2 separate regions of the Homo sapiens genome follow, and region 2 is linked to region 1. A link is a loop called in an ENCODE intact Hi-C map of the cell type or tissue named here. Cell type or tissue: heart right ventricle. All regions are shown on one strand. Each heading gives the region's core, and the rest is flanking DNA. Links, peaks and the distances in the headings are about the cores only.

Region 1 (16,037 bases), core at 2,689-10,688:
ACTTTATTCATTTCCAAGGAATTACCTGCCAAATACTCAAATCTAAATAGCTATCTGAGCTTATCTGTCATCCTGTTAAATAAAAATAAAAATGGTGTCCCACTAAAAAGCAGCTAGTTCAGCTTGCAGCTCAATAACACAAGTGCTTTTCCTAGAAAAGAACACTGTACTTCAATGTGCAGAAATGCTTTATGCATACTTCCCATTTAATCACACTATTAAAAAGACATACTCCAAGGTAGAGATTTTTTTAAAATTAAACCTTTTTACTGCTGCAGCAAGGGGATTATTAAGTGAAACCGGCATTTTTTCAAATGCTTATGTGTGTTTGACTATAAAGAACACAATGAGGACTCATATGTTTGGTATAACTGCCTAGAGTCATTTTAAAGTGCCAGCAGTTTACCCACCACTGCTCCTTCACCACCCATACAAATGTCCTCACAGTGAAAGGGCAAATAACGTCTCAGTTTCATTATGAAAATAATTTTGATTTTGTGAACCCCTTAAATATAAGGATCCTAGGGATCTCCAGGAGTCTGTGGACCATACTTTGGGAACCACTGTTTTAAAAGATGGTGGAAACCAAACTGAATTTTAATAACTGATAACTGAAAAATACATTTTATAAAACTTTTTTTGTTTTTTTGAGACAGTCTCGCTCTGTCAGCTAGGCTGGAGTGCAGTGGCACAATCTCAGCTCACTGCAACCTCTGTCTCCCAGGCTCAAGCAATTCTCTTGCCTCAGCCTCCCAAGAAGCTGGGATTACAGGCATGTGAGTAGCTGGGATTACAGGCATGTGCCACCATGCCCAATGAATTTTTGTATTTTTAGTAGAGACGGGGTTTCACCATGTTGGTCAGGCTGGTCTCAAACTCCTGACCTCAGGTAATCCGCACCCCCCTTGGCCTCCCAAAGTGCTGAGATTACAGGCGTGAGTCACCGCACCCGGCCTCATTTCATAAAACTTTTAACTGAAGCAGAGTTTCAAGTCATCTAGCTTATTCCTTCAAAGGGGGATGTATCAAAATCCCCCGCAGGTTAGGCCAGCTCCACTAACTAGAATCAAGGGTGGGGCTGTACCTTTAAAAAACACTCTGGAAGTCTGAGGTACTGTTAGTTTTACAAAGCATTGATCTAGTCTACAATCTTTACTTTACAAATTAAGTATCATGAGTATATGCAACTGATTAAAAAGACTAATTATATAGAAGTTGTATCATTTTTCCTTACAATTAGCCAGCCCCTTCATTATTTCAGCATCTATACACATTCTTCCTTCAACTAGTTTTAGTAGGCATATTTATGATGTAAGACACACCTAATGTGTTTATGTACAATGATTCCTGGCTTAGCTTACCCCATTAAATATTATTTCCGGTCATCCTTTCACTAGATTATTCAATTTTTACAAGGACTGCCCATCTACTGATAACATATGCTCTAGAATTCACTAGTGAATATCACTGACAAATATCCTTAATTCATCTTATATTTAGAAATACATTTTGACTTGAAAAGACCTGAGTAGCATACATTCATCCATATTAACATACAGAAATAATACCTTACTATAAAAATATATATTCGGTAGCATTCCTAGTTTTAAATCATAAATAAGATTTGGCTAGCCTGGGCAACAAAGCAAGACCCCCGCCCCCCCATTTCTACAAAACAGTTTTAAAAAAATCAGCCAGGCGTGGTGGTGCCGGCCTGTAGTCCTAGCTACTCTGGAGGCTGAGGCAAGATCTCTTGAACCCAGAAGTTGAAGGTTATAGAGGGCTATGATGATGTTACTGCACTCCATCCTGGGCAACCTGTCTCTAAAAAATAGATAAATAAAGCAGTAAGGATAAGCATACCAAAATAAACAAAACCTTTAGAATCAAGAGGCACTTTTTAAAAATAACACAGATTCCCATGCCTCCTCCACTCCATTCCCATTCTGAAGCAGCATGTGTGTTGCAATCAGATGGGAAAAAATATTTTTATTTTTTTAAATAGCTCTTCCAGAGACAGAGATGAAACTACTCCATAGCCCAGCACTTGGGAACTACTTCAGGTGATGTAAATGGAGAGCTGAACATGCCCTAGATGATCTCTACAGAAGTACTAGCTAGCTGGCCTAGCTGAGCAAATGTCTCACAGTGTATTAATTAAGCCCTGACAGAAAAAGCCCAATGCAACCTGCCTCTCAGAAACCAGTTAAGTGACTAGTTAATTGGGGGCTTGAAAATGTAAGGTTTACCAAGTAGATTAACGCCCTAAGAAGACAATTTGCATTGGGAGTTATATTTATTTATTTATTTATTTATTTTAGAGATGAGGTCTCACTTTGTTGCCCAGGCTGGCCTTGAAATCCTGGGCTCAAGTGATCCTCTTGCCTTAGCCTCCTGAAGTGCTGAGATTATAGATGTGAGCCACCAGACCAAGCCCACAGGGAGTTCAGATGCTAACTTGGGGACTTAAAGTAATTAGTCTCCAAAAGGAGTACAAGTAAGCATTTGAGAATATACTTTAAAAGAAAATCAACTTCCTATTTAAAATAGTGATGATATACTAACTTCTCATCATGGGAAATACAGCTTCCTAAAACTTACTACCAGACAGTTCAAATAAACTGAAAGTGAAGAAAGAAACAGAGGAGAAAGGAATAGGTGACAGGAAGGGGGAGAGAAAAGAAAGAGACAGACACAGAAGCAAAGCAAATGTGGCAATACTTTCAAAAGACCCGTTAAGTTAGATGTGTGAGATGGCTACACTGTACATGTGTGTAACACTGTATTAAAGAATGTAAAGCTAACACAAGTGAAACAGTTCAAAAGAAAAAGTCAGAGGACCCTAATGACTCAATCACTGCGGAGGGCTAACCTGGCTGCACCCTAGACCAACCAAATCATAATTTCTGGGGCTAGAATTCAGGTATCAGTATTTTGTAAAGCTCCTCAAGGGATCTAAAAGTACAGCCAAGATTGAAAACTACTTGCCAGGCGTGGTGGCTCATGCCTTTAATCCCAGCACTTTGGGAGGTCGAGGTGGGACGATCACTTGAACCCAAGAGTTCAAGACCAGCCTGGGCAACAGAGAGAGACCCCCATCTCTACAAAAATTTTTCAAAAAATTAGACAGGTGTGATGGTGTGTGCCTGTAGTCCCAGCTACCGCAGCAGCTGAAGTGGGATTGCTTGAGCCTGGGTGGTAGAGGCTGCAGTGAGCTATGATTGCAGCACTGTACTCCAGGCTGGGGCACTGAGCAAGATGGAAAGAAAAAGGAAAAAAAGGCTGGGCGCGGTGGCTCATGCCTATAATCCCAGCACCTTGGGAGGCTGAGGCGGGTGGATCACCTGAGGTCAGGAGTTCAAGACTAGCCTTGCCCAAAATGGTGAAACCCCGTCCTCTACTAATAATACAAAAAAATTAGCTTGGCATGGTGGCGCACGCCTGTAATCTCAGCTACTCGGGAGGCTGAGGCAGGGGAATCGCTTGAACCCAGCAAGTGGAGGTTGCAGTGAGCCGAAATCGTACCATTGCACTCTAGCCTGGGTGACAAGAGCGAAACTCCGTCTCAGAAAAAAAAAAAGAAAAAGAAGAAAAAGAAGAAAAAGGGAGAAAGGGAGGGAGGGAGGGAGACAGGAGAGAAGAAAAGACCGTTGCCCTAAACATTGGGAGTAAAAAAGCAATAAAAAGATGAATTCAACACATTTACAAGTTTTCCAAACTGCAAAAAATTCTCATTTGGAATATAAATAATGAAATACAGTCTTTGGGCTGAACGGTCTTTACTGTTACCGCCAATTTTAAACTGATTAAAATGTTAACAGACCCTCTTTACAACTGGTCTTTGGTACTTATCTGATCTATAATATAATTTGCAGTAGCAACTCATCAAGGCTTAGATTATGAGAACCTTATAAATTGTAAGAATCCGACTACCTACCATCTTAGTTTTACATATGTAAGCACTACCCTAGTTTTCATTCACTCTCATAGTTAAAAACAAATGTTCCCGGATGCCAATTACACCAGGTAATAGTGTTAAGGTGACACAACCTAAAATACCTTGTTCCTGAGAAACTGGAATTCAGTCAAATTTCCCATTACCAAAATTACACATTTTAGAAAGAGAAAACAAAATCCAAAAATTCTAAATCTGACTTATGATCAAGCATATGCTTGATATATGCAAACAGCATCATTCTACAAGTAGCTCAAATGAATATATCTAGATATATTTGTGAACTGTTTGAATTTCTCATTTTAAAACAATTGAGACTTCATCAACTGTTGAACAAAAAGCCCAAAATGTGATAATTTTACAAAACTGTATTAAATGCTGTTATAGGACAGGCGCAGTGGCTCACGCCTGTAATCCCAGCACTTTGGGAGGCCAAGGCGGGCGGATCACCTGAGGTCAGTTGTTCAAGACCAGTCTGGCCAACATGGCGAAACCTCGTCTCTACTAAAAACACAAAAATTAGCCAAGCGTGGTGGCACATGCCTGTAATCCCAGCTACTCAGGAGGCTGACGCAGGAGAATCGCTTGAACCCGGAAGGCGGGGTTTGCAGTGAGTGGAGATCGCGCCTCTGCACTCCAGCCTGGACAACAGAGCGAGCCTCCATCTCAAAAAAAAAAAAAAAAAAAAATGCTGTGTTATGCTGGTGTAAGTCCTTTAACTGTAGAAAACAATGAAAACATTTTAGTCAGGTTACTTTTATACGCGATTAATGGTCACCTCAGAGTCACCCCATTCATCATGGCTTTAAGACAAAAAAAAATTTTGGGGCGTAACCACACAGTCTTCTAGTTCAACAAAATAAGAGAAATCCAAACATATATAATGACCATTGAAATGGCTAATACAAGATGCTTAAAGAACCACTCTAAAAAAATCGCTGGATTAAAAATGAAAAAAATGGTTAGTCATGAACTAGAGAGGGACAAAATGAACTAAGTTTAAACATCGACAAAACAACATGTTTTCACCAAAATAGGCAAAAATTTAGACAAGCCGAAATATGCAGTTTAAATATAATGAACCCTACAGATTCTGTAGGGTTAACCTCCCTAGCAGAGGCCTCAGTAACTCACACCTCAATTAGAATAGTGTCTAATGATGTTACTATAACACTGGCTCAATCAGAAAAAAACTGCTTCCAAGTGGGAGAGCTGGAGTGTGACTGGGCAGCATAAATTAGGTTAATTCTCGCTCCTTAATTTGCGGGGAGAAAGAAAAACTGAAGGGGAATACAGAAAAAGAATTCACACACAATCGCTCGACTAAAATGTAGCTTAAGAAAGTGAAGCAGAGGTTTTTAAAAGTAAGATTTGCTGCTTCCTAGTAGAGGGAGAATTGCTTCAAACAGCAAAGCTATCATAAAAGATCAATCATTCATGTAAAACTTATTCCAAAATATTTCAAAGTGACTTTCTCGGCACAAATTTTCATTAAGTCTGAAAAACAGATTTGCAGTTTGGTTTTTTCTAAACTCAAGATTTACAATGAAGGCAGTGACCTAAACAGAAACATACACTCCCACTTCAAAAATAAAAAAAACGAAGATGCAATACTTCTTTAAAACTCGCCCAAAAACCTGGAAAGCAAAGAAAAAGCCACTTCTATTAATAGAGTCACAAAATGTTATAACGACTTTTATCAAAAGAAGCTTTTAGTTTTAATTCCAACAACTTAAACCTACATAATTCACCATCGTCTTTAGACCTAAAGCTACTCCGAATTACAAATGCTTGGTCCATCTCTATTACATTTGTTCTGTAACAAACCCATTTAAGTAAACAAAATCATGACAGCATTATGGAAGAAACACTAATTTTAAAAACCGTATTTTTAAATGTTAATCATTTTACAGTTTGGAATATTATGTACTAATCATATCAGAACTTTCCAATATAGAGAGAGTAAGTCCTTAGCATTAAAAAAAAGTTACATTTTAGAACTTCCTAGATTTCAACTGAAATATATATTATCTAGTCTCTGCAGGGTATGGCAAAAGTAATTTATGAAATCCACCATAAAAATTATTCAAATGCCTTGTTCTAAATCTAATTACGAAATTACGCATTTTTTTTTTTTTGATACTAAATGGTTTTTGCCAGCAAAAAGGAGTGAACCTACTTCTTAAAACACCCGAGTAACCAAGCTGCTACTAAGACTAGAAGGATGCTAATTCTGGCAAAAGTCAAAGGTTACTAACAAAAATTAGCTAAGATTATATGTTTGCAGAAAGTCAATTCAGGGTAATTCCGCTATTATCCTGTTGTGTTTATTATTCCTAAATAACTGGCAATTCCACCTTAAACTACGGTGCAAAAACTAAATGCATTAAGAAACTAATTGGGAAATAAATGTGTTTTTTTAAATAAAAACAAACGTACTTAGGTTTTTGAAGGGAAACAGCTATCAATCTTCAACAGGGCTTTTTAAAGCCTCTGCACCAGCAAATAAACCTTTCAGGTTAACTAAACACACTTGTGTCTTTGAAAATCTAGTTTGAGAAATCCTAACAGCAGTTTGGGACAAGTGATGGAGCCACCGCCCTCCACCCTACACCAATTTCACTGTCAGTACATGCAGTGCTAACAGTAAGATCAGCTGTGTCTTTTATTAGGAAGCATGTTTTATTGGGGGCAAGGAGGGGTTCAGTTAGGTGCTAAGAATGTGTCCTGCATACCGCTGTCACTCTCAGTACTCAAAAAGTAAACATATCAAAGCCAGAAGCGTAAACTGGCATGACAAGACTAGGAAGAGAAAGTAGGGGACAAAGACAAAACAGAAATTGGCTGGAGAAAATAAATTTAGACAAACAATTTACAACTTTCACTTAGACCCTAAGGCAACACATTCCAGCCGACCCAACGCGCTCAGCCGGGGCGACCGTGAAACTACTGAGAACAACAAAGAGGAGCGGCGGCCGCGGCAGGAGTCCCGTCCGAGTTTAACTTGATTCTCCCACGAGCTGCAAGCGGAGCTGGGGGCCCGAGGGACGCGAGGCACCGCCGCCCGGCATTCAGCCGGCCCGCCCGGCCCGGCTCGTCAGGCCGCCGCGGTCGCCCTCCCAGAGGATTCCGCGCGCTCCCAGCCGCCGCCGCCGCCGCCGCCGTCGTCGGGAGCCCGCCCCGGGGCGGGGAAGCCACAGGCGGGGTGCGCGGGCCCGGCCGGGGGAAGGGGAGGGGACATGGCGCGGTTACCTGGGCTCGGGCGGTGGCGAGGGGAGTCCGCTCTCCCGCGCTGCTGGTCCGCGGACGCACCGGGCCCGTAGCTTTCCCCGGCGGCCCGGAGAGCTCCTCGGCCCCCGCCCCGAGGCGTCCCGGCCAGGCCGCCCCTCCTCAGCGCCGCGCCGCTGCCCGCGCGGGCCGGACCGCCTCGAGCTCCCGGGCCGCCCTGCGGCGGGGGGCCTCTCTCGCTGGGCGCCTGGCTCCCCTCACCCGCTCCCACCCCCTGGGCGGCCGCGGAGCCTAGGGGAGAGCAGGAAGGGCCTCCCGAGGAGAGCGGGAAGGCGCGAACGCAGGCTCCGCCACCCAAACCGCTCCGTTACCGCAGCGGCGACGACGACCAGGGCCGTGTTGTTGCTGCCAACTTGTCGAGAAGCCACTGAGCATGCGCGCGCGGGGACCACATCCGGGTAATTTCAGGGTTTGGCCCTTTTCCCCCGCAGCTTTCCTTTCTCCCGGCTGCCCCCGCCTCCCGCTCCGAGTGACGGGGAGGGTCGCTCTGCGCAGGCGCCTACAGGGCAGCGCCAGCCGGCGGGCGGCTCTGAATCTGGACCTGGGCCTGGGCCTCAGCGCGGGCGGAGGCGAAGGCCTGTTTGAGGGAGTGGTCGCCGGGGAAATTGGCATCTCGTTGCAAAAAAGTATCCAAGGAGCGCGGGAGAGCTCGGCGTAGAGTGGGCGTCCAGTAAGTGTTTATAAATAGCTATTAGCCCGGCCTTTGTTGTTTTTTTGTTTTGTTCTGTGTTGAGGACCTGCGTAGGCACAAAAATTGGCCTTCAACAGCCAGTCGACAGCTCTGGGGAGAAGGTGGCTAGGTTGTAGGAGTTCACTTCGGGAAGAAACAGACGCTGGCGGCACCTTCCTTCTCTTTCTGGCAGCCCCGAATCACGAGCCCCAGAGGTGTTTACACTCGAGAGACGCACAGGACAGTCAAGGAATCACATATTGAAGAGCCTTGCCAGGCGTTGCAAGTGTGAGTGGATTTTGTTGGAAGAGATGTAGGCGCACTCTCGGAGCTGGAGGCGAACTTCGAATCCTACGACACACCTGTTAACTAGGTTACCTGTTTGTTTGGTGGGGGAAGGCATAGGCTCTGCTTTTGACTTTATGCCTCTTTTATTTCACATTTTTTACAAGACGCATGCATTTCTTTTTCATTTAAAACGCATTAATGATTTATTTTCACCAACCAGGAACTACTTTTAGTCCCTCCAAAACCAATGATTAGCCAGTTCTAAAGTCATTTCTTAGGTCACGTCGCCCAGAAAATCTCTACACCCACCGTACGCCTTCGCCACTCATACTCAGTGCTTCATTCTATCCTCCACATCACCGCCTGGGCCATTCCCTCTTTGACCAGAAAGCCCCTAAAGCTCCAAACTGGTGTTCTCTTACCCCTGGGGTTTATGGAGACCAGTTTTAAGGGAATTCATTTCCACATCTTCCATTGCTATATATTCTATTTTCTAAACTTGCCCAGCTTGAGAAAGGAGCTGAGGACACAGCATCCCCTTTCAAAACTGTCCTCCCACCTTACAGAAGAAAGTCAAAATTCTCACCCACTACTAAGGTGCATGGGATCAATGCAGAACCTCCCCAGCAATCCAAAAGGGACAATTCAAAAATCGGTATCTATGCTGAGAAAGTAAATGACCTTAGTGAATGGATATTAAATTATTTTTCAAGTCAGATAGTTTTCAAATCTTTTCTGTCAACAAAACTGAAGGAAGATCTGTCAGCTGATAGATTACAAAACATGATTTGGTAACAGATCAATATGTGAATCTTAGGTAATATACCTCAGAAGAAGTTTTTAAGAAATTGAGACATTGTTATAACTAAACTTCTTCTATTCCGTCTGTATTAGTTACCTATTGCTGTATAACAATCTCACCACAAATATAGAAGCCTAAAACAACAAACATTTATGATCTTACAGATTCTCTGAGTCAGGATTCCAGGCATGGCTTAGCTGGGTCCTCTACAAAGTGAGGCTGGAACAAAGGATCTGCTTCCAAGTTCATGTGGTTGTTGGCACCATTCAGTTCCTTGCAGGCTACAGGACTGAGGGCCTTAGTCCTTTGCAGGCTGTTGGCTGGAGACCCCCTCTGTTCCTTGCCATGTGGTGCTCTCCATAGGGAAGCTAACAATATGGCAGCTTGCCTCTTCGAAGCCAGCAACGGGAAGAGTCTCAGCAAGACACTGGTTTCAATCTTATGTAACATCATCACATACACAGTATCACTCATACTCTGTCACCTTTGCCATACATTGCTGGCCAGAAGCAAATCACAGGCGCCACCTACATTGAAGGGGAAGGAAACACACAAAAGCTTGAACACCAGGAGGTGGGAATCATATGGGGCCTCTTTAGAGTCTACCACACCATGTATTTATTTATGCAAATGATATTCCCTGTAAGCTCAACCTCTTCTCAGAATTTCCCTTCAGGTTCCCTTCACCTTTTTACTTAAGGAAACCCAACTTTGCCCTGGGACACTGCTCCTCCTTCCACCTCTCAAGTAGTGGCAACTGTGTTTTCTTTCTTTTGTTTTTTTTTTTTTTTCATTTTTAAAATAGATCAGTTTTATTCTGCTAGTTCCATAAAAACAATGTAAACGCAAGCGTTCTGTACATCTTGCTGGTGAATTCACATAACGTTTAGTTTCCTGATCCTTGACCTCCTCGTCTTCTCCAGTTATTTTCTGTTTGGACTACTGGCCACAGGAGTGGAGTGGGATTGGGGCTTAGGAGAGACCAATGTGGCCTTTTGGTATGACTTGTTTTATTGCTTGCCCTCTCAGCACACTCCTGTTACTCCTAACACAAAGGTTGAGATTTAAGCCCTTAAACCTGTAGGTTTCACCGTCAGCTTTTTCTTTTTTTTCTTTTTTTTTGGCATAGGCATTACTAGGGACGTGAATGGGAGACTGGTATAGAAAGTGGTGAGGAGCCGAAGCCAACAAATTGCTTTAAACACAAGATGAAAATGCTCTGTTCTGTCCTCACGAAGAATCACCTAATACTGGTGTGAGGCATCTCACTTAGCTGTAGAAAAGTCCTTGGAATTAGATCTCAGATAGTTCCAGCTTTAAGACAGTAAAACCTTTTGGCAATGGGCTAATTGCCTTAAAGGAAAGAAGAGTTCTTACTTGAAAGACCTTGCAGGTGGAGAAATTGTCCTACAAAGATTCTTGGAAATGTTAGTGGAGATAACTGACATGGGTAGCTGTGGGACAACCAGGAACTGTCAACAGCCCGATCTCAGCAAAACCAGAACAGCCAGTTAATAGTTCTTCAGTTCTCTGATGGTCACAAATGTAATTTTATTTTATTTAGCCTTGTGGAGGTTCTGCAACAAATGTAATTTTAAAGGAATTGGGAGCCAGAAAGATAAATGCAACTCCTTCAACTATGTGACAGGGCAGACTGGTTAATCTGGGTTCCCAGAGTGTGGAGCAAGTGCCCTGTATCAGAGAACAGCCCAGGGGGAACTTGCATGATGCCGAACCCCACAGGACAGAACTACTTCCGGCAACTGTGTTTTCAACCTTCAGCTTCTTAGTGCCTGGAGGTGAGATAGGTTTCCTTCTTGCTTCTCAACATTGCTTCCAGGTCATCCCCCTCCTCCTCTAAACCGGCAGCTTTAAATCTTGCTGTCCGATACCTCTATCGCTGACCTCACCCCGCTTCATCTCTGCACAATTTGCTCCTGACATTCACTCCAATGCCACTTCTGTCCTAGTGGTAGGTGGTTATAAGATCTTCCCAGTACCCTGGCCTCTCAGTTCCTTTTCTTCTTCTCAAGGATCTTCTTCATTGCTTCAATTTTATGATCTTACAGTTTCTCTGGGTCAGGAGTCCAGGCGTTGCTTAGCTGGGTCCTCTACAAAGTGAGGCTGGGATAGCGGATCTGCTTCCAAGCTCATGTGGTTGTTGGCAGCATTCAGTTCCTTGCAGGCCTCAGGACTGATAGCCTCAGTCCTTCCTGGCTGTTGGCTGGAGACTCCCACTGTTCACCATTAACCTCAGGTAGACCCTTAGTGCTGTTCAGCAATTCTCTTATACTTCCCTGATCCACTCTTCTGGATTTTATACCTTCTCTGTCCTCTAACTTACACATCCTCCCCTTGATCATTCTAGATTTTGTACCTTCTCTAACTTCAAACTTGCACATATCCTAACTCAGCCACTTCCTCCCATGGTCATAATCACCGTAGCCTTATCAAACTCTGCAACTTCTTCATTATCTCAGTTTCAAACATCTCACACCCTGATCACTACCTCAGTTTTCCAGATCACTCCCTATAGTACTCTAACTGCAACAATTCTTGAACCCTCATATCTGCTGTCACCCAGCCTCAACCCCCAGCCAATCACAATCACTCTTACACATGCCCTCAGCCCCCTTGCCTTTTTTTCCCTTTGTTGTGCTTGCTTGGCAAAGCCACAACCCTGATTCAAGCTGGCACCCATGCATCTGAATGTGGCGAGAGAAGAACACAATCACACTGACTACCTTCACTTTAATTTCATCACCATGAACCTCAGATAGACCCTTAATGCTGTCCAGCAATTCTACTTCCCGCCTCCATTCTTCTGGATTTTGTACGTTCTCTGTCCTCTAAGTTGCATGTCCTCTCCTCAATCATTCTCAATTAATAGCCTTGTTTAGAAAATTGAAGCAATGAGAGAAAAAATTCCACAGAATCTCAGCATCACCCACACCCACATACCAGCCTCTACTTTGCCTTCCCCACCCTCACATGGTTGAATTGCCGTGCTCCTAGCTAAAGGAGTATTGTCACCAAGACATAGATTCCAGTACTATCTTGCCTAATCAAGATCCTCACTGTCACTCCAGCAATTATCCGCCTATTCTGTTTTATCAGTATTTCTCTACTGGGTCATTCTGATAAGCTTACAAGCAGCTGTGATTTTTCCAATCCTACAGATTCTTCTCTTTGACCTATTTCTACTGTCAGCTATCACCTATTTCTCTACTCCCTTTACAACAAAACTTCTAAAAGAGTTTTCTATACTTTGTCTGCAGTTCTTCTCCCATTCTGCAACAGCAGAATACATCCCATACAATACCATTTATACAAAGTTCAAAAACATGTCAAGCATGATACGTATGTTAAGACTCCATACATATGTAGTAGAATCATTACATGCGAGGTACACATGTGGCGTATTTTAGGTCATCAGCTGAGTGTTAGGTTTCCCATCCTCTCTTAAACTCCATTCATGCTTTCATCCTTACTACCGTATCAAAACCACTCTTGTGAAGGCCAACAAGGAACTTCACATTGGCTAAACCCAATGATCTAGTCTCGGTTCTCATCTTATCTGTAACAGCTGACACAGCTCATCACTTGATTCTCTTTTTTTAACCACATCCTCTTGGTTTTCCTCCTTCATTCGTGGTTCCTCCTTCCCTGTCTTCTTTGCTGGGTTCCATCTCTTCTCTCAGACCCCTTAACTGGGGCTTATTCCCTGAACTCTTTATTTTTTTGAGACAGAGTCTCTCTCTGTCACCCAGGCTGGAGTGCAGTGGCATGATCTCGGCTCACTGCAACCTCTGCCTCCCAGATTCAAGCAATTCTCCCTGCCTCAGCCTCCCAGGTAGCTGGGATTACAGGCGCCCACCACCACACCTGGCTAGTTTTTGTATTTTTCCGTAGACAGGGTTTCGCCTTGCTGGCCAGGCTGGTCTTGAACTCCTGACCTCAAGTGATCTGCCTGCGTCAGCCTCCCAAAGGGCTGGGATTACAGGCATGAGCCACTGCACCTGGTCCCTTGAACTCTTTTTAATCTATACTCATTTCCGTGATCTCATCCAGTCTCCTGACTTTCAGTACCATCTAAGATATATAATATCATCATATATGATGACAACTCTTAAATTTATATCTCCAGCTCGGATCTCTTACCTGAACTCCAGATTCTGATATCCTCAAACATGTCACAAACTGAGCAATATTCTCCCTCAAACCTGTTGAACCCACTAGCTTTCCAATCTCATTTGATAACTCTATTGTTCAAGTTGTTCAGACCAAAAACCCTGAGCAGTTTCACTTTAATTTCATCACCATGAACCTCAAGTAAATCCTTAGTGCTGTCCAGCAATTCTGGATTCCCCTCGTTTTCTCACACCCATGTCTAATCCACAGAGCATCCCTAACCACCTCCACTGCTGCTCCCTGGTCTGAGCCACCATCATCTCATCTTTGGATTCATCTTCTAAAAGCTCTCCCTGTTCTCATGCTTGCCTCTTCCCAACATAATAGCTAGAGAGATCCTTTTAAAATAGAAGTCAGGGCCAGGCACAGTGGCTCACGCCTATAATCCCAGCACTTTGGGAGGCCAAGGCGGGCAGATCACGAGGTCAGGAGATTGAGACCATCCTGGCTAACCCGGTGAAACCCTGTCTCTACTAAAAATTACAAAAAAATTAGCCGGGCGTGGTGGCGGGCGCCTGTAGTCCCAGCTACTCGGGAGGCTGAGGCAGGAAAATGGCGTGAACCCAGGAGGCGGAGCTTACAGTGAGTGGAGATCGCGCCACTGCACTCCAGCCTGGGTGACAGAGCAAGACTCCGTCTCAAAAAAAAAAAAAAAAAAGTCAGACATCTGCACTCTGCTTAAATCCCTGCATTAAATGATCCTCATTTCATTTAGAGTAAAAATCTACATCCTTACAATAGTCTAAAGGGTTCTATAAGATCAGCATCACCACTCCACCCTGAGCATTACTTCTCTAATCTCATTTCCTATCAGTCATTCTCCAATATGTCCTAACCTTCCCGACCTCTTTTCTTGTCCCTAGAAGATGCCAGCCATGCTCCCAAGTTAGGGCCTCTGCACTGGCTGTGCCCTCTGCCTTGTACATGTTTCCCCCAGATATCTGCATTGCCAACTCTCTCACCTCCTTTGGTCAAAAGTTACCTCATTGAAGCCTATCTTGACCTTTTAAAAATCACAGCCCATTCTTAACTCTCACAGTACACCCAAAGCCCCTTTACCCTGCTTTCTGTTTTACTATAGCACTTCTGACATACTATATGATTTACTTATGTGTTGTGTTTATTGTTTATTGCCTATTACCCCCCGCTAGAATGTAAGCTCCATGAGGGCAAGGATTTATCTGTAGTGTTTACCAGTGTATCCCAAGTGCCTAGAGTAGCTATTGACACGTAGGAGGTGCTCAATAAATATTTGTTGAATGAATGAACAAGGTGTTTGTGCTTCTATCCATAGAAGTGAAAACTAGGATTAGGTTTGACCCAATTCTATTTCATTCAGCAAAAATATCCTTTAATTTTAATAGATACCAAAATATGTAATATTTTATGTTGTTTAGATCAATTAGATATTAAAATTATACAATCAAAATGAGCTTTTTAAGCTTATCAGACTCAGTCAAGAATTTTTTTAAAAAAATTTTTTTGTAGGGAAATATGATAGGTTGATCAATAAAAGACTCTCCAGCTTAAAATATTATATTAAAATATTGAGGGGTAAGTGGAATGGAAATACAAGATAAGAAAAAAAAAGTGATGTAAAATTTACTTTAAAGAAAAGCTTGTTCATATATTTTTTAAATGGTTGATAGATGCATTATGATCTTTAAATTTCCTTGGATACGTTTAAAGAATGATGTAACAATCTTATTTTAAAATGCCAATACTTACGCCAGAAATAACAAACCTTACTATTATTTAAACTTGTGATGAAACATTTTAGATATGACCTTTAAAAGTTCAAGAAGAAACAGTTTTAGCCAGGCGTGATGGCTCATGCCTGTAATCCCAGCCACTCAGGAGGCTGAGGTGAGAGGATTGCTTGAGCCCAGGAGTTTGAGGCTGCAGTGGGCCGTGATCATGCCACTGCACTCTAGCCTAAGTGACAGAATGAGACCCTATCTCTTATTTTAAAAAAAAGGACGGAAGGAAGGAGAGAGAAAGAAAGAAAAAGGAAAGAAAGGAAGGAAGAAAAAAACACAGTTTTTCAAATTTCTTTTAGGAGAAAAGCAAGCAAGAAATCTTGAAGACCATAGTTCCAAAGCACTCAAAGGGAGCCAAGCTACTGCCAGTTCCACATAGATCTCTGATAGGCGCAGGCAAAGACTTGAAAGGTTTATTTTCCTTTTGTTTTATTTAATGGTTTTACCTCCTATGAATAGGAGCTTTCTAAGGGTGAGGAGAATATAGAAGTTTAATCTTTTCATCCTTGGGATGGAGACAGAGTGCTCTTCCCTCAAGTAAAGGACCTCCTGGCACAAGTTAGCATCATGATATTTTAGTGTCAACCCAATGTTTTGGGTTTGGTTTGGTTTTGTTTTTTAGAGATGGAGTCTTGCTGTGTTGCCTTGGCTGGACTCAGACTCCTGCGTTCAAGTGATCCTCCTGCCTCAGCCTTCTGAGTAGCTGGGGACTACAGACATGCACCACTGCACCCAGTTTAATCCAGTGATTTTTAAAATAATTCCAGTTGCTCCTGAAAATTACTTGACATCAATTAACCTAAATATTACAAGTGATTCCCACATTCCTAAAAGCAATAAAATAAACTCTGTCATCTCTTTGGCTTAAAGTATACAGCCATAGAAATGTATTACCTATTCAAAATATTAGATTGAAACTGGATTCAAACTTGAGATTCAAAATGACTGGAATCCAGGCTGTGTCTGGAATATTCTTGTTCCTGTCCTTTAGGACTCAGTGGTCCTCTAGGAATGGTGCCCTGCTGTGTCAGAGTTGGCTGCCCTTTCTTTCTGCTCCCAGACTAGGCTGTGAGTTCCCTGAAG
Region 2 (16,037 bases), core at 4,692-12,691, 63 kb after region 1:
TGCCTTTGCCTTCCACCATGATTGTGAGGCCTCCCCAGCCATGTGAACTGCGAGTCCATTAAACCTCTTTTTTGTTGTTGTTTTAATAAATTACCCAGTCTTGGGTATTTCTTCATAGCAGTATGAAAATGAACTGATACAAGTGAACTGCAATTGCCTTGGAACTGGTCTCCCTGATGCTATTCTCTCTCTCCCAATACATGTGCCATCAGAAAACTCTGTCCTAAAACACAAACGAGATTGCATTATTCCCCCTTAAAAACATGAATGGTTCCTTTTTCCCAGTAGAACAATAAAGTCTAAATATCTTACTATGCTACAGAGGACTTCACAGTCAGCCCTCACCTTTTCAGCATTCTTAGTTCCATCTAGCCTAGCCAAGTACTCAATGCTCCCCAACATGCCAGTTCTTTCCTGGAAACTTCCTTACTTGTTGCTCACTTTGTTGTCTGTTCCCTCAATGTCCATCTCTACCTCTCTCTCAGAAAAACTTCTATGAATCTCTTGGATCCTAGCTCAACTGTTAACAATCTCTGGGATGCCTTCTATTAATGAATGAATGGTCAGTTACTTCCCCCTCCTTTGTGCTCCAAAGTACTTAGAAAATACTTCCATTATTCTACTTATCACATTACATGATTGATTACTGTCCGTTTGCATGTCAGTTTCCATCACTGGACCAAGAGATCCCTGAACACTAGAAGTATCTTTCCTTTAGTCACCAAGTGCCAGGTACTGTGAAGAGTTGTAGGAATAATGACTTCAATACTATTTATCAAGACCTAATAAGTGAGAGGCACTGTGCTAAGTTGCTAAACGTCTTATCCATTCACTAAAGTAAGTTCCATGATCATTTATATACTTAGTAGATGCCTAGTTGAACAGATATAACTAGGCATCTACTAGGTATATAAATGATCATGGAACGTACTTTACAGTATAGGGAGATAAAGAACACAGAAACAAACTAAATAACATAATTTCAGATACTGATGATGCTAAGAAGTCAATAAAAATAGGACAAAGTAAAGGAATGACTGGGGTGAGAGAGGAACTACTTAATCCAGGAGGATTTGGGAAAGCCTCTGAGAAGATGGCATCTGAGCTAAGATTTAACTGAGAAAGAGGCAATCACACAGAGAATAAATGATTACATGTAATTCTCATAACACCCTTTCTAAGTAGACTTTTTATCCCCATTTTCAAGATCGGGAAAGTAAAGTTGAAGTTTGCTGATATGCTAAGGTCACAGGCCCAAGACACAGCCAGGACTAGAACCCAGGTCTGCCTGACTCTGAGCTGAAGCTTTTCACCACTGGACTGCTCTATCTCCCAGGTGCTGGCCTCTGCTCACTCCATTCCCCCTGATTGAAATGCCCTTCTTCTCCTCAGCCCTGAAATTCCTCCTCCTCCTTTGACAATCCACAGGTCAACTTCTCTGAGAAGTTTACCCTGATAACCCCAAGAGGAAAACAACATCTCCCTCCTCCAAACATTTCCTACCCTTTGCATCCTCTCATGAAAACTATCTCCTGGTGGAGGTAAGTATGTACACTGCTTCCTTGCTAAGGCAGTGTTCATCTAATATGCCTGGTGTATCCCACGACATTTCCCAAACCCCAAGCCTACATGAATCCTTGCTTTCAGCATCTACAGGATAAATGAAAAGCAAGTAAATAAGTAAATGAAGTTCAGTGGACGTGGCCAGATGCCTGCAGGCCTTCCAAGTCTCACCAGGGTGTAGCACTGAAGTGGGATGCAACCATCAGGGCTGTTTCTAAACAAAATGTCCAAGGAGAGCCAAGAAAATGAAGCAGAACAACAAAAAAATCTTAATGAGATAGCTGAAGGCACACTAACCTGCTTTAAGTTGGCTTTTCATAAGCTGTGTCTGTGTTCCCTCCCCACAGTCAAAGAGCCAGCACTCGCCTTCACACCGAAGGACCACAGCAGAGGCACCCCGGGTTGGAGATGGGTATGCTGCACCCGTCCCCAGGAATGTCACATCCATAGACATCTTCCACCCTGCAACAGAAAGATCATCTGGGGATTATTTCATATCACTGTACCAAAAACATATTCCTGTAATATTTATCTCTATTATTACTTTTTGGTTATTTAGAACAGTCTGGATTCTTGGTCTCTCATAGTATTCCACACATATCCACAGTAAGGTTTTAATAACTTGGCTAAAACTACAAGTTAACAAATCTTGTATAATTGTTCACACACCCAAACAAACAAAAATAACCAAACCCAGGCAATTAAAAACTATAGCTGAATTCTAACTATATGATGTTCTCAAAAAGGCAAAACTATGGAGACAGTAAAAATCGTGCTTGCTAGTGATACAGGGTGAGAGAAGGAAGAATGAACAGGCAGAGCACAGGGGATGTTTAAGGCAGTGAAACGATTCTGTATGATACAGTAAGACAGACATATGTCATTATACATTGGTCAACTGTACACAGAATAAACACCACTAGAGTGAATGAGCTCTAATGTAAACTTTAGTTGACAGTGTATCTGTATCAATATTGGCTCAACAACTGTAACACATGTAGCACATTTTTCATTTTTTTTTCATGAGCCCTTAAGCTTCTGAACATATACCGCATTAATGCAAGATGTTAATAAGGGGAAACTGAGGGGTGAGGGATAAGAGAGTATATGGGAACACTCTGTACTTTCTACTTACTAATTTTTTTAAAAAAAATCCTTCTAATAAACACTAAACAACAACAACTCTAGTTGAGATACAGGGCAAGAGATGGTATTTAATGATACTCACCATATGGTGTCTCTGATGCCCATAATGATCAGCCCTTTCCCTTTCTCTGAACAATCATAACAGTAATGCTCTATTATGCTCTATAGTCATGCTGATATTTCACAATAATGCTGAACAAATGTCTCACTCCCTACATGACATGGTCCATGACTCACGAGGACTTGGGACTCTGCTATTTTAAGTGATCAGCAACAACCTGTTGAATGTGCAGGTTTATTCCAACTCCTGGCACTATTCCTTTCACTATTTCTAGGTACATCTGACATCACTGATATACTTCTGAGATGGAATATATGTATCAAACAGAATATATTAGAATGAACTGAAATTTATACATAACTGATTATAGATTATCCACATTGATGGCAGGGAAGAAAACAAAGAAGCTTAAGAAAAACTACTGTAAGAGAATTTGACTGACAGCTAGATATAAAATATACAAAAACTTCAGTAACTCTTCTCAGTCTTAGCAATAACAAGATAAAAACAGAAATGGGGGAAAAACCCATTCTAAGAGCAAAAACAAAATTACCAGAAATAAAGTTAGCAGGAAAGGAACAGCACCCAAAAGATTCACACGAATAAAAGATACACATTATGTCCCTGATAGGATGACTTGATATCACAGAGATGTTCATCCTTCCTAAGCTAATGTAGATGTATTTGGTGGAAATTCTATCAGACTTCCAGTGGGATTTATTTTGGAACAGAAACAATCCAAAAATCATATGGAAGGAAAAATAAATGTCTGAGAAGGGATGAGAAAATTCCAAAAAGCAGTGAGTGGTGACCTGCTTTTCTAGGTATTAACATTTACTACAGCAATCTGACATAATTAAAACAGAATAGGCCGGGCACGGTGGCTCATGCCTGTTATCCCAGCACTTTGGGAGGCTGAGGAGGGTGGATCACCTAAGGTCAGGAGTTTGAGAGCAGCCTGGCCAAGATGGTGAAACCCTGTCTCTACTAAAAATACAAAAATTAGTCGTGCATGCTGGCGCACACCTGTAGTCCCAGCTACTTCAGGAGGCTGAGGCAGCAGAATTGCTTGAACCTGGGAGGCGGCAGTCATAGTGAGCCAAGATTGCACAATTGCACTCCAGCCTGGGTGACACAGTAAGACTCTGTCTCAACAAATACATACATACATACATACATACAAACAATAATATTGGCACAAAAATAGAGGTAAAAGGGAAGGGAAAGTTCAGAAATAAACCAGCTACCTATCGGAATCAATACAGTATATAACAAAGGTGTAAAAAGTGTGGTTTCTTTAATGAATGGCACTGACATAATTGGCTATTCTAGCAGAGAAAAAAGCAAAGAAAGATGCTCACTTTGCATTGTATATAAAAATACACTTCACGTAGTTAAGAAATTTAAATGTAAAAAATCCAATAACGTGTTCAAAAAAATTAGGAGAATGTTTATACATTTAACTGTGGAGATGGGAAGCCCTTATTGGCAAGACATAAAATCCAGAAACTTTAAAAACAGACATTTTCACTAAATAAAATCTTTTATATATATTGAGACTCATAAAGTCAAAGGACAAGAAAAAAAACCTGAAAAAAAAAAGTTTGGACCCCCTTATGACAGGGGGTTAATGCTCCTAAAAAAAAAAAGTTTATGCAAATGCATTCAAAATACAAAAATACTTGTGCAACAGAAAAACAGGCAAAGGATATATATATATATATATATATATATATATACACACACACACACACATATATACATATATATACATATATACACATATATATACATAAATATGTATATATATGAATCACAGAAGAAATCCAAATGGCCTATAAGCATGAAAAGGGTTCAAACAACTATCGTGTATCTATTTAAAAAATTTAAGTTAATAAATAAAAGATAAGGGTTCAGTCTCCAGGTAGTTAGTGGAATGCAAAATAAAGAACAAAGAGGCTGGGTATGGTAGCTCATGCCTGCAATCCCAGCATTTTGGGAGGCTGGGGTGGGAGGATCACTTGAGCCCAGGAGTTTGAGACCAGCCTAGGCAACATAGTGAGACACTGTCTCTACAAAAAAATTAAAAAACAAAAATCAGCTGGACATGGAGGCATGTGCTTATAGTCCCAGCTTTTCAGGAGGCCAAGGCAGGAGGATCATTGGAACCTGGAAGGTTAAGGCTGCAGTGAGCTGTGATTTCACTGCTGCACTCCAGCCTGCTTGACAGAACAAGACCCACTCTCACAACAAACAAAAAGAGAGACCATTTACCACACATCAGCTGGCAGGCAAATATCAATAGAGCAATGCTAGTCAGTGCTAACCAGGATGACGGTAAATGGCTACTGTCACAAACTAATGGTGACAAAGTTATGAATTGCGATTAGGCTTTCGGAGAATAATTTGGAATATATATTACCAGTAATAATGATGCTGTTGATAATTATATGCTTTCACCCAGTAATCCCATTTTTGGTAATCTACCCAAATAATAAAGAGCTATGTAAAATGACGTGTATTGTGTTGCTCTCAAGATGGCTAAAATATGAAAGCAATCTAAAAATGTCAATAGGAAAATGGCTGAATATTTTATTGTACATTTGTGCTATTATTTAGTCTATCAACTATTTATTCTGCAGCTAATAGAGTCTTCTGTAACTACTGTTGTGGAGGGATGACAAGGAGAAAAGTTACAGATGGCTATGGTATGATCTCGTTTTTATAACAATACCCCAAACCCCTACATTTATGTAAGACAGAGAAAGTCTGATGTGGGAGAGGATACACACCATCCTGTTAATATGGGTTATCTCAGGGGTAATTAAAGTGATGGGGTGGGGGCTGTGCGGGGGGTTAACTTTTCTTTTAAATTTATTGCATTATGTTTCAATGAGTGGCATTTTATTTTTTTTAAATTTATATTTACTTAATGCTGATGATTTTTTTTTTTTTTTGGAAATGTGTCATATGGCCAAACATGCTTCTCTAACTACACACTACCTAGTCTTCCCTTCCATTTTGGGAAACAGCCCCTCCCCATATTTCCTGCCCCCAACCCTCATACATAAGGTGGTGCATCTCTACCTTAAGCATAGCGTTGAGGTTATTGCTAACATCCCTTTCATGTGTTACTCTACATTATCACCTCCAAGATCAAGTCTTCCTCTGCTAAGAAAGGAGCTTTATTTGCAGAGGCTTCCTTATTGATTTGCAAGATAGGTAAGAATAAACAGAATGCAGAAAGTTAACATTTGTAAAGGCAAATTAACTGCAGAAGGAATAATAGAATATAATCACTTTGTCATCCCTAACAAATAATGGATTTAGATCAGTAGTACATAACCCCGGGGGCATATTAGAATCACCTGGAGAGCTTTTAAAACATATCAGTGAAGGTCAGGTACGGTGGCTCCTGCTTGTAAACTCAGCACTTTGGCAGGCTGAGGTGGCAGGATGGCTTGAGGCCAGGAATTCAAGAGCAGCCTGGGGAACATGGCAAGACTCTGTCTCTATAAAAAAATTAGCCAGGCATGGTGGCATACACCTGTAGTCCCAAACAAAACAAAAAACCCTATCAATAATTGGGCTCCATCCCAGAACATTTAGATAGGAAATTCTGCAAGTGAGACATGTTTTAGTATTAAAAAGTAAATAAATAAAATAAAAAGCCTTCTCCTGTGATCCTAACATGGAGTCCGATTTGAGAATCACTTAGTGAAAGGCTAACAGAGAACTGCAATGTATGGATCAGGTTGACCTAAACTCACTACTCAACTAATCAATCTTTTTAAAAAAAGTTTTATTCTGAAAAACTTCAGACACATACAGAAGTAGAGATTAGCATAATGCAATGCCATACACCCATCATTGAACTTCAACAACTGTTAACTCATAGGCAATCATGTTTCATCTATACACACCACCCCCATTACTCCAAGAATACTTGATAAGACAAACGGTGTGCTGTCTGATGGGAGTACCCCATTAGGCAGCACGCATTGTCTAGCTGTCTCTCTTTCTGACGTTAACAGCCGCTAGTGATCATTGCCAGGATCCATTATTTCATTAGGGGTTGCCAAAAGGTGATATTCTCTCATTTCTTTTGCATGTATTTGCTGGCATTCCCTGGTCAATTGTTACCCTACGGTGCTACTTGTACATAAAAGGTCCACAAAGAGAGGCAAGATGCTATCTAACTCCTGGTATGATACAATGTGAAAAACACAGTAATCCCCCATTAAGTTCTCTTGCCAAAAAATCGAACCTGACCTGAACAAGTCTGCAGGTCTAAATACCTGCTTATTAAAGGATACCAGAGATGGAAAAAGCAAAATCCTGGTTGTAGAAAACGTGAACCGTACAAATGACTTGTTCAAGTAAAATACAGGGAACAAAATAAAGAGCAAGAGAAAAAGATTAAGAGAGATCTAAGAGACATCAACCAAATATAACGTGTGTAGATTGTTTGGATACTGATTTGGACAAACTGGGTAAGAGGAAAGAGACAACTAGGAAAATGTAAATGCTGACTGGATAGTAGAGGGTAAAATGAAGTGCTAAGTACACTGATAATGGCTTTATGTTTTAAAAAGGTGTTATTGTGTTTTATAAACATGAACAAGGTAACAGATGGAATGGTACATTTCAGATTTGCTTCAAAATACTACAGTGGGGGAGAGGGTAACAGATGAAACAGAATTGATCATGAATTGGGAGTTCAGTTACTATTCAATTTTCATATATGACTTGAAGGTTTCCATAATAATTTTAAAACAAATATAATGAAAACCCTCCAAATAGGTCGGGAAGTAATCAGAAATTATTTAATCAATGGTGCATGTTTTGGGACATGCACCATTCTAGGCACTAGGAATTAAATGCGAGCAAACCAGATTAGGTCCCTGTCTTCTTGGAAAAAAAACAAAACAAAAACCCAGCTGCTTGCTTTCTCAAGACTGTGATCCACGTTCGGCGAAGTGCATATTCCAGTCGTGATCACAGTACTGTCATTTCACTCTGGGCCCGTGGATCTCGGTCCTGGCCGCAGATCACAATTCCCCGGTGATGATGGGGCATCAGCATTTGGAGGCTTCCCAAGCGATTCTACTGGTTGCCGGGTTGAGAACCGGCGCTCCTTCGTTTTCAGGCAGGCAGTGTCAACCCTGCAATCACCCTGTGGTGTGCCTAGGGCAGATATCGCTGTCCTCCATCTTAGAGCTGAAAGAACCGAGGCCGGGCGGCAGAGAGTAAGAGGCCAAGGCACAGGCAGGGCCAGAGGCCAGATTTCCGGCCTCCAGAGAGCCCAGGCTCCCCCACGAGACCGTGTTGGCCTCGAAAAAGGCTGGGTGGGCGGCGGCGCCGGGCGGCCGAGGCTCCGGCCCGCCGAGACTCCGGCCCGGGGCGGTGAACGAGGCGCGTCCTCGCTCCCGGGCGCTCCCCAGGCTTAGGTCCCCAGCGCCGGGCCGTGCCTGATCGAGCCGGCGAGTCCCGAGGAAGCGCGCCCGCCCCCCTCTGGTATGCCCTACCGCACTCACCCTCTCCCCGAGGCCCGCGCCAGGAGCCGAGGGAGGCGCAGGCCCGCACCCTGGCCCAGCTGTCCGCGGGGCTACAATGCGCCCGGGCGGAAGTGCGCCGCCGGCCGGGTCCCGCGCGGCCGCTCTAGGATGCGAGGGAGGTCCGCGCTCGGTGGCGCCCGCGCGGGACCTGGCTCTGGGCGCGCTTCCGGGCTCCCCCCGGGCCGCGAGGGCAGTGATTGAGTTTCCCTCTTTCCCAGGTCGCTGTGTGTCAGGTGGTAGCTATCGCCCTGAGGACCAGAGCGGGATAAACCAAAAGGGAAAAAGTTACTCTTCTTTTGTTTTCCGTGTAATATTTTCCACATAAGAGTGTTCTTCCTGATGTTTTGCTCATACATATGTGTCATTTTTGGTCTTTGGTTGGGATGAATCTTTACTGTCTTTCATCCACTAAGATCCTTTGCCTGACCATGCACCTTCATAAAGCCCCGTCCATATTCCATTTTCCTACTCTAGGTTGGAATATTTGCTTAACATCTGAAGCTGATTGTGCCATACTCACTCCAAGCCTTGGTGTTCTCTTAGGTAGCGGACGTGGGATTGAAAAACCCAGGCTGGCTGTATACAGAACGGGCACGTGGCGATTACAGACCACAGGGAAAAACTCCTTCAGTTTGAATAACAACTTTTAAAAAAAGTATTTCAAGCTCCTGTGTACTGCCAGATGCACTGATTTCGTGCTCAGCGTACTTGAGGTGGTCAAAATATCCAGCAGCTGGCCGGGCGCCGTGGCTCACACCTGTAATCCCATCACTTTGGGAGGCCAAGACGAGCGGATTGCCTGAGCTCAGGAGTTCGAGACCAACCTGGCCAACATGGCAAACCTCGTCTCTACTAAAAATACAAAAAAAAAAAAAAATTAGCCGGTCATGGTGGCACACGCCTGTAGTCCCAGCTACTCGGGAGGCTGAGGCATGAGAATCGCTTGAACCCAGGAGGTGCAGGTTGCGGTGAGCCAAGATCGCACCACTGCATTCCAGCCTGGGCGACAGAGCGAGACTCTGTTAAAAAAAAAAAAAAAAAAAAAAAAAAAAATCCAGCAGCTTCAAAATAGGAATCGGAGTGGTGTTTCTTGAAACTACCAGGACAGAGAGACTGCCACTTGTTTAAAAATCATTAACTCATCTACTTCTACTTATTGGGCTCTTTTAACCTTTATTCCAGTATTAATGGAGCTCTGACTTTGTGGATAGTATTATTTTTGGGGCTGAGAGATTTTAAAAATTTGTCATGGTCCCTGGTTTTGGGTTTTTGTTTGTTTGTTTGTTTGTGACAGGGTCTCACTCTATCACCCAGGTTGGAGCGCAGTGGCGCGATCTCAGCTCACTGCAACCTCTTCCTCCTGGACTCAACCAATCCTCCCACCTCGGCCTCCCAAGTATCAGTAGCTGGGACTACAGGACTACAACCTCCCAAGTAGCTGGCACTACAGGCAAGCCACCACACCCAGCTATTTTTTTTTTTTTTTTTTTGTAAAGATGGGGTTTCACTGTGTTGCCCAGGCTGGTGTGAAACTCCTGAGGTCAAGCGATCCACCCGCCTCAGTGTCCCAAAGTGCTGGGATTACAGGCGCGAGCCACCGTGCCCTGCCGGTCCCTGGTTTTAAGGAGCCTACACTCAGTCAGGAAACAATCCACTTAAAAGGATATGGAAAAAGGGAGATCACTAGCTAAGAGATGAGTGAGGAAGAGGTAGGATTTGAGCTGAATCTTGTAGGATGATGACACTTGAATTAATGTGGAAATAAAAAAAATAAAATGGACTTGGTCAAGTGGGGTCTAAATTAACAAAGCATTGAACACTGGAACTTGGACTTATCTCTCCTGACACTTGCCTAGCTAAAAGTTCCTTAAGAAGACACATAGCATTCTACAGCTTGGTCTTGATCACAATCAGCGAGGACAACAGTCCCCAACCTTTTTGGCACCAGGTACCAGTTTCATGGAAGATAACTTTTCCTTGGGAGCAGGGGGTGGGCATAGAGTTTTGGGATGAAACTGTTCCATCTCAGATCATCAGGCATTAGTTAGATTCTCATAAGAAGCATGCAACCCAGATCCCTCCCATGTGCAGTTCACAATAGGGGTCACAGGTCTATGAGAATCTGATGCCCCAGCTGACCTGACAGGAGGCAGAGCTCAGGCAATAATGCTTGCTGGCCTGCCGCTCACCTTCTGCTGTGTGGCCCAGTTCCTAACAGGCCACAGACCTTACTGGTTTGCAGCCCAGGGGTTTAAGACTCCTGAGCTAGGGATCTCCCAGAGCAGTATTCTCCATAGACCTGGCTAGGACTTATTTCTGCCCATCCATCAAAGCTTCCTACTCCCTTCTCAGAGGTTATCACACTTTTAGAGAATAGTGGATAGAACTGTTTGTTCATTTAAAAAATTTTCTATCATGGGAAATTTCAAACATATAAAAGTTGAGAAAATTATGAATGAACCTTTACATACAATCATCACTAAACTTCAACAGTTAGCAACATCTGATCCATCTTGTTACACCTATAATTCCTCTGTATTAGTCCATTTGCATTGCTATAAAAAAATACCTGAGACTGGGTAATTTATAAAGAAAAGAGGTTTATTTTGGCCCCCAGTTTTACAGGCTGTACAGAAAGTGGCTGCCGGCATCTGCTTCTGGTGAGGGCCTCAGGAAGTTTACAATCATGGCAAGGTAAAGAGGGAGCAGGCATGTCACATACTGAGGCAGCGAGGAGGAGGGGCAAGGCTTCTTTTAAGTAACCAGCTCCCCAGTGAACTAATAGAGTGAGAACTCAGTCATCACCAAGGGCATGGCACTAAGACATTCATGAGGGATGCACCCCCATGATCTGACACCTCCCTCTAGGCCCCACCTCCAACACTGGGGATCACATTTCAACATGAGATTTGGAGAGGACAACCATCCACAGTATCACCGTCTCTCTCCAAAGGCAACAACAACAACAAAAACAAAACCCTGGATTATTTTTTAGCAAATTCCAGGCAAAATATCATTTTATTCATAAATACCTCTATGAACATTTAAGGACCCTTTAAAAAAATCTCATCACAATATAATGATGGTCAGCATTGTAGTATGTAAATATATATAAAAGATAAGGACTTTAAGAATAGAACCATAATATCATTATATTATAAAAATAAGAAAATAATTCCTTAATATCATCAAATATGCAGTGACTGTTCAAATTTCCTAATTCTCTTATAACTTTTTAAATTTTTAAATTTTTTTATTTTTATGGGTCCATGGTAAGTATATGTATTTATGAGGTACATGAAATATTTTGATACAGGCATACAATGGGTAATAATCACATCAGGGTAAATGGGATTTTCCCCTGTTCTGTGATGTTTTGTCATTACTTTCTTTTCTTTCTTTCTTTTTTTTTTTTTTTTTTTTTTTTGAGACAAAGTCTCGCTCTTGTCCCCCAATCTGGAGTGCAGTGGCACAATCTCGGCTCACTGTAACCTCTGCCTCCTGGGTTCAAGTGACTTTCCTGCCTCAACCTCCCAAGTAGCTGGGATTACAGGTGCGTACCACCATACCGAGCTAATTTTTTTGTACTCTAAGTAGAGACAAGGTTTCACCGTGTTGGCCAGGCTGGTCTTGAACTCCTGACCTCAGGTGATCCACCCGCCTCGGCCTCCCAAAGTGCTGGGATTACAGGCGTGAGCCACCACGTCTGGCCGTCATTACTTTCAATGTCAAAAACCAGTTACTTTTGCAGCAACCTAATAATTTACATTCCCACCAACAGTGTATAAGGGTTCCTCTTTCTGCACATCCTTGCCAGCATTCATTATTGTCTTTCTTTGGGATAGAAGCAATTTGAACTGGGGTTAGATGATATCTTATTGTAGTTTTAATTTGCATTTCTCTGATGATCAATGATGTTGACCACCTTTTTATAGACCTCTTGACCATCTGTATGTCTTCTTTTGAGAGAAGTCCTATTAAGACTTTTAGCTCATTTTTAATTGATTAGATTTTTTCCTGTAGAGTTGTTGAGTTCCTTATAAATTCTGGTTATTAATCCTCTGTCAGATGGGTAGTTTGCAAATATTTTCTCCCACTCTGTGGGTTCCTCTTCACTTTGTTGGTTGTTTCCTTTGCTGTGCCAGAAACTTTTTAACTTGATGTGATCTCATTTGTCCATTTTTGCTCTGGTCGCCTGTACTTTTTGGGTATTACTCAAGAACTCTTTGTCCAGATCATTGTCCTGGAGAGTGTCCTCAGTGTTTTCTTTTAGTAGTTTCCCTAGTTCTATGTTGGGAGCTGAAAAGGCCAAAGGTATCATGACCAACTCAGCATTCCACTGGAGGCTATATGATCAAACAGCAAACTGTTTATCATGAATGCAGGATGTGGGCAAACTCACACTGTGCCTGCCACCAGAAGGTTTGCTGAGGGTGGTCACTGCCTGGCACCGGGCTCCTTGAGGTTATCTACTGGGACATCTAGAGCCTATTGTTCGAGGAATGCAGTTTTGCAAGCCCACTGTGGACCGAGCACCTGACCTTTTCTGCCACCCCACTTCTCACTATCTCTTTTACCAATAAATACGAAGGGCTGTAGAAAGTCTGGGTCCTTGTCCACTAGAAGCAAGGTGCCCCCGACCCCTTCTTCCAAACATACTTGTTTGTCTTTGTCTTTATTTGTCTTTGTCTTTATTCCCGCATTCACTCTCTTTGTTCAGTCCACCAGGGATCGAGGTCGGTAACAGTTCTAGGTCTTGAATTTAAGAACACAGTTTCAGTGTTATAATATTCTGCATTTGTCTGTGTACTTACTGTTACCAGTGAGTTTCCTACCTTCAGATGATATCTTTTTTTTTTTTATTTTTTGAGACAGGGTTTCACTCCCATTGCCCAGGCTGGAGTGTAATGGTGCTATCTCGGCTCACTGCTCTGCCTCCTGGGCTCAAGCGATTCTCCTGCCTCAGCTTCCCAAGTAGCTGGGACTACAGCTGCACACCACCACACCCAGCTAATTTTTGTATTTTTTGTAGAGACAGGGATTCACCATGTTGCCCAGGCTGGTCTCGAACTCCTGGGCTCAACCTCCCACCTCAGCCTCCCAAAGTGTTAGGATTACAGGTGTGAACCACCATGCCTGGCCCAGATGATATGTTATTGCTTGTTAACATCCTTTTCTTTCAGATTGAAGAATTCCCTTTAGCATTTCTTTTAGGACAGGTGCAGTGTTGACAAAATTCCTCAGCTTTTGTTTTTCTGGAAAAATCTTTATTTCTCCTTCATTTTTGAATATTTTCATTGGATACAATATTCTAGGATAAAAGCATTTTTCCTTCAGCACTTTAAATACATCATGCAATTCTCTCCTGGTCTGTAAGTTTTCCACAGAGAAATCTCCTGCCAGACATATTGGAGTTCTTTTATATGTTATTCTATTCATTTCAAGGAAGGAAGGAAGGAAGGAAAGAAAGAAGGACTCACTAGAGGGGCCCTACAGTTTATTTTAACTAACAGAAGAAATAATTAGCAAATTCGAAGCTGGGTCAACAGAAATTATGCAATCTAAAGAATAAAGAGAAAAAAGAATGAAGAAAGATAAATAAAACCTCAGAAAAATGTGGGTCATGGTTAGGCACACGAATGTTGGTGTATTGAGAATATCAGGAGAGGGAGAAAGAAGCAGAAGAAAAGAAATTATGGCTGAAATTTCTCCAAATTTATTGAAAAACAATAATCTCCACATCCTGAAGCTAACAAACTCCAAATAGGATAAATGCAAAGAGACCTACAGACAGGCACATCATAATAAAAATGCTGAAAGGCAAAGACAAGGAGGAAATCTCGAACATAGCAAGTGGAAAATGACTCATCACTTACAAGATTAAGAGATGACTTCTCAGCAGAAACAATGAAAGCCAGAAGGCAGTGGGATAACATATTTAAAGTGCACAAAGAAAAAAAACCTGTCAACCAAGAATTTTATATCCAGCAAAGCTATCTTTCAAAAATGAAGATTAATAAAGACTTTCTCAGATAAACAAAAACTGAGAGAATTTGTTGCTAGCAGAACTGCTTTATAAGAAATACCAGGCTGAGTGTGGTGGCTTATGCCTCTAATCCCAGGATTTTGGGAAGCTGATATGGAAGGATTGCTTAAACCCAGGAGTTTGAGACCACCTTGGGCAACATAAGGAGACCTCTTCTCTACAAAAAATAAAAATAAAAAAATAACTACACAAGCATGGTGGTGCACACCTGTAGTCCCAGCTACTTGGAAGGCTGAGGCAGGAGGATCACTTGAGCCTGGGAGGTTGAGGCTGCAGTTAGCTGTGACCACACCATTGTACTCCAGCTTGGGTGACAAAGTGAAACCCTGTTGGAAGAAACAAAAACAAAAAAGAAGCTGGGCACGGTGGCTCACACCTGTAATCCCAGCACTTTGGGAGGCCAAGGCAAGCAGATCACGAGATCAGGAGATCAAGACCATCCTGGCTAACATGGTGAAACCCCATCTCTACTAAAAATATATAAAAAAGCGGTGGCTCATGCCTGTAGTCCAAGCTACTCGGGAGGCTGAGGCAGGAGAATCGCTTGAACCCAGGAGGCGGAAGTTGCAGTGAGCCAAGATCGTGCTACTGCACTCCAGCCTGCATGGCAGAGCGAGACTCCATCTCAAAAACAAAAAAAGAAAAGAAAAAGAAAAAGAAAAAAGAAATACTAAAGGAATATCTTCAGGCTGAAAGCAAATGGCCTCCAGATGATAATTAAAATTCCCATGAACGAAAACCAAAATGAACTAGTAAAGGTGCACTCCTTGTAGCTGAATGGCAAGTTTTTTTCTGAAGGAAGTTCTAAGAAGCACAACCCTGTATCAATACACAAAATTCCTCCTCATTCCTTTTTACAGTTATCTAGTACTTGCTGTGTGATTTTGTATCATTTTATTCAGTCAGTCCTTTGGGTTGTTTCCAGTTTTGCTTTCTGCTTTTTGTTTTGTTTCGTTATCACAGTATGGTAACAAATAGTCTTGTTCATAAGTAATTTTTTATTTTTGCAAGTGTATCTTTGGCATAGATTTATACCAAGTGGGATGGATGGCTTAAAGGGTAAATACACATATAATTTTGCTATATATTGCTAAAATTCCCTCCATGAGCATTGTGCCATTTTGACTTCCGTTAAGCAATTTATGAGAGTGCCTTTTTCCTCAGATCTTCATCGCCAATAATGTTGTCAAACTTTTGGATTTTTGCCAATCTAATATCTTAATGTAGTTTAAAATGGCATTTATCTTTGATAAGTGCGCTATGTTGAGTATGTTTTCATAAATTTAAGATCCATTTGCTTTTTTTTTTTTTTTTTTTTTTTGAGATGGAGTCTTGCTCTGTCACCCAGGCTGGAGTGCACTTGCATGATCTTGGCTCACTGCAACCTCCGCCTCCCAGGTTCAAGTGATTCTGCCGCCTCAACCTCCCAAGTAGCTGGGATTACAGGTGCACGCCACCAGGCCAGCTAATTTTTGTATTTTTAGTAGAGACGGGGTTTCACCATGTTGGCCAGGCTGGTCTTGAACTCCTGACCTCAAGTGATGCGCCTGCCTCAGCATCCCAAAGTGCTAGGATTACATGTGTAAGCCACTGCACCTGGCCCCATTTGTATTTTTTTCTGTGAACTTTTTGTGCATATCTTTTGGTCAGTTTTCTATTGTAT

The links. Hi-C counts contacts between places; a loop is a spot of excess contacts. Peaks named below come from ENCODE experiments on the same cell type or tissue, not always from the same donor. Only the 100,000 strongest peaks of a DNase experiment are listed, where the experiment ranks them.
Region 2: a loop joins it to region 1, with 4 times the contacts of the local background. A loop is called at or near these places in 73 of 110 quality-filtered maps.

What each region holds. Positions count from the first base shown.
Region 1 is chr18:51,021,794-51,037,830 of GRCh38, reverse strand. SMAD4 (SMAD family member 4) reads right to left here and starts at 7,618. Exons shown (of 12, transcript NM_005359.6): 1 at 7,208-7,618. LOC107985152 (a long non-coding RNA gene) reads left to right here and starts at 7,737. Exons shown (of 4, transcript XR_007066370.1): 1 at 7,737-7,913. RefSeq lists a silencer at 7,004-7,583 and enhancers at 7,389-8,007, 7,864-8,033, 9,669-9,768. In heart right ventricle, for the core only: no CTCF peak of the experiment used is centred there; DNase peaks (open chromatin) are centred at 7,080 and 7,650; H3K4me3 peaks cover 4,422 bases; H3K27ac peaks cover 4,353 bases.
Region 2 is chr18:50,960,385-50,976,421 of GRCh38, reverse strand. ELAC1 (elaC ribonuclease Z 1) reads right to left here and starts at 8,382. Exons shown (of 4, transcript NM_018696.3): 1 at 8,308-8,382; 2 at 1,861-2,025. The coding sequence starts at 2,017. It also overlaps a transcript of LOC107985152 not described here. RefSeq lists silencers at 8,055-8,544, 14,116-14,316 and an enhancer at 8,695-8,754. In heart right ventricle, for the core only: a CTCF peak has its summit at 8,295 (motif pointing left); DNase peaks (open chromatin) are centred at 7,941 and 8,411; H3K4me3 peaks cover 2,343 bases; H3K27ac peaks cover 2,852 bases.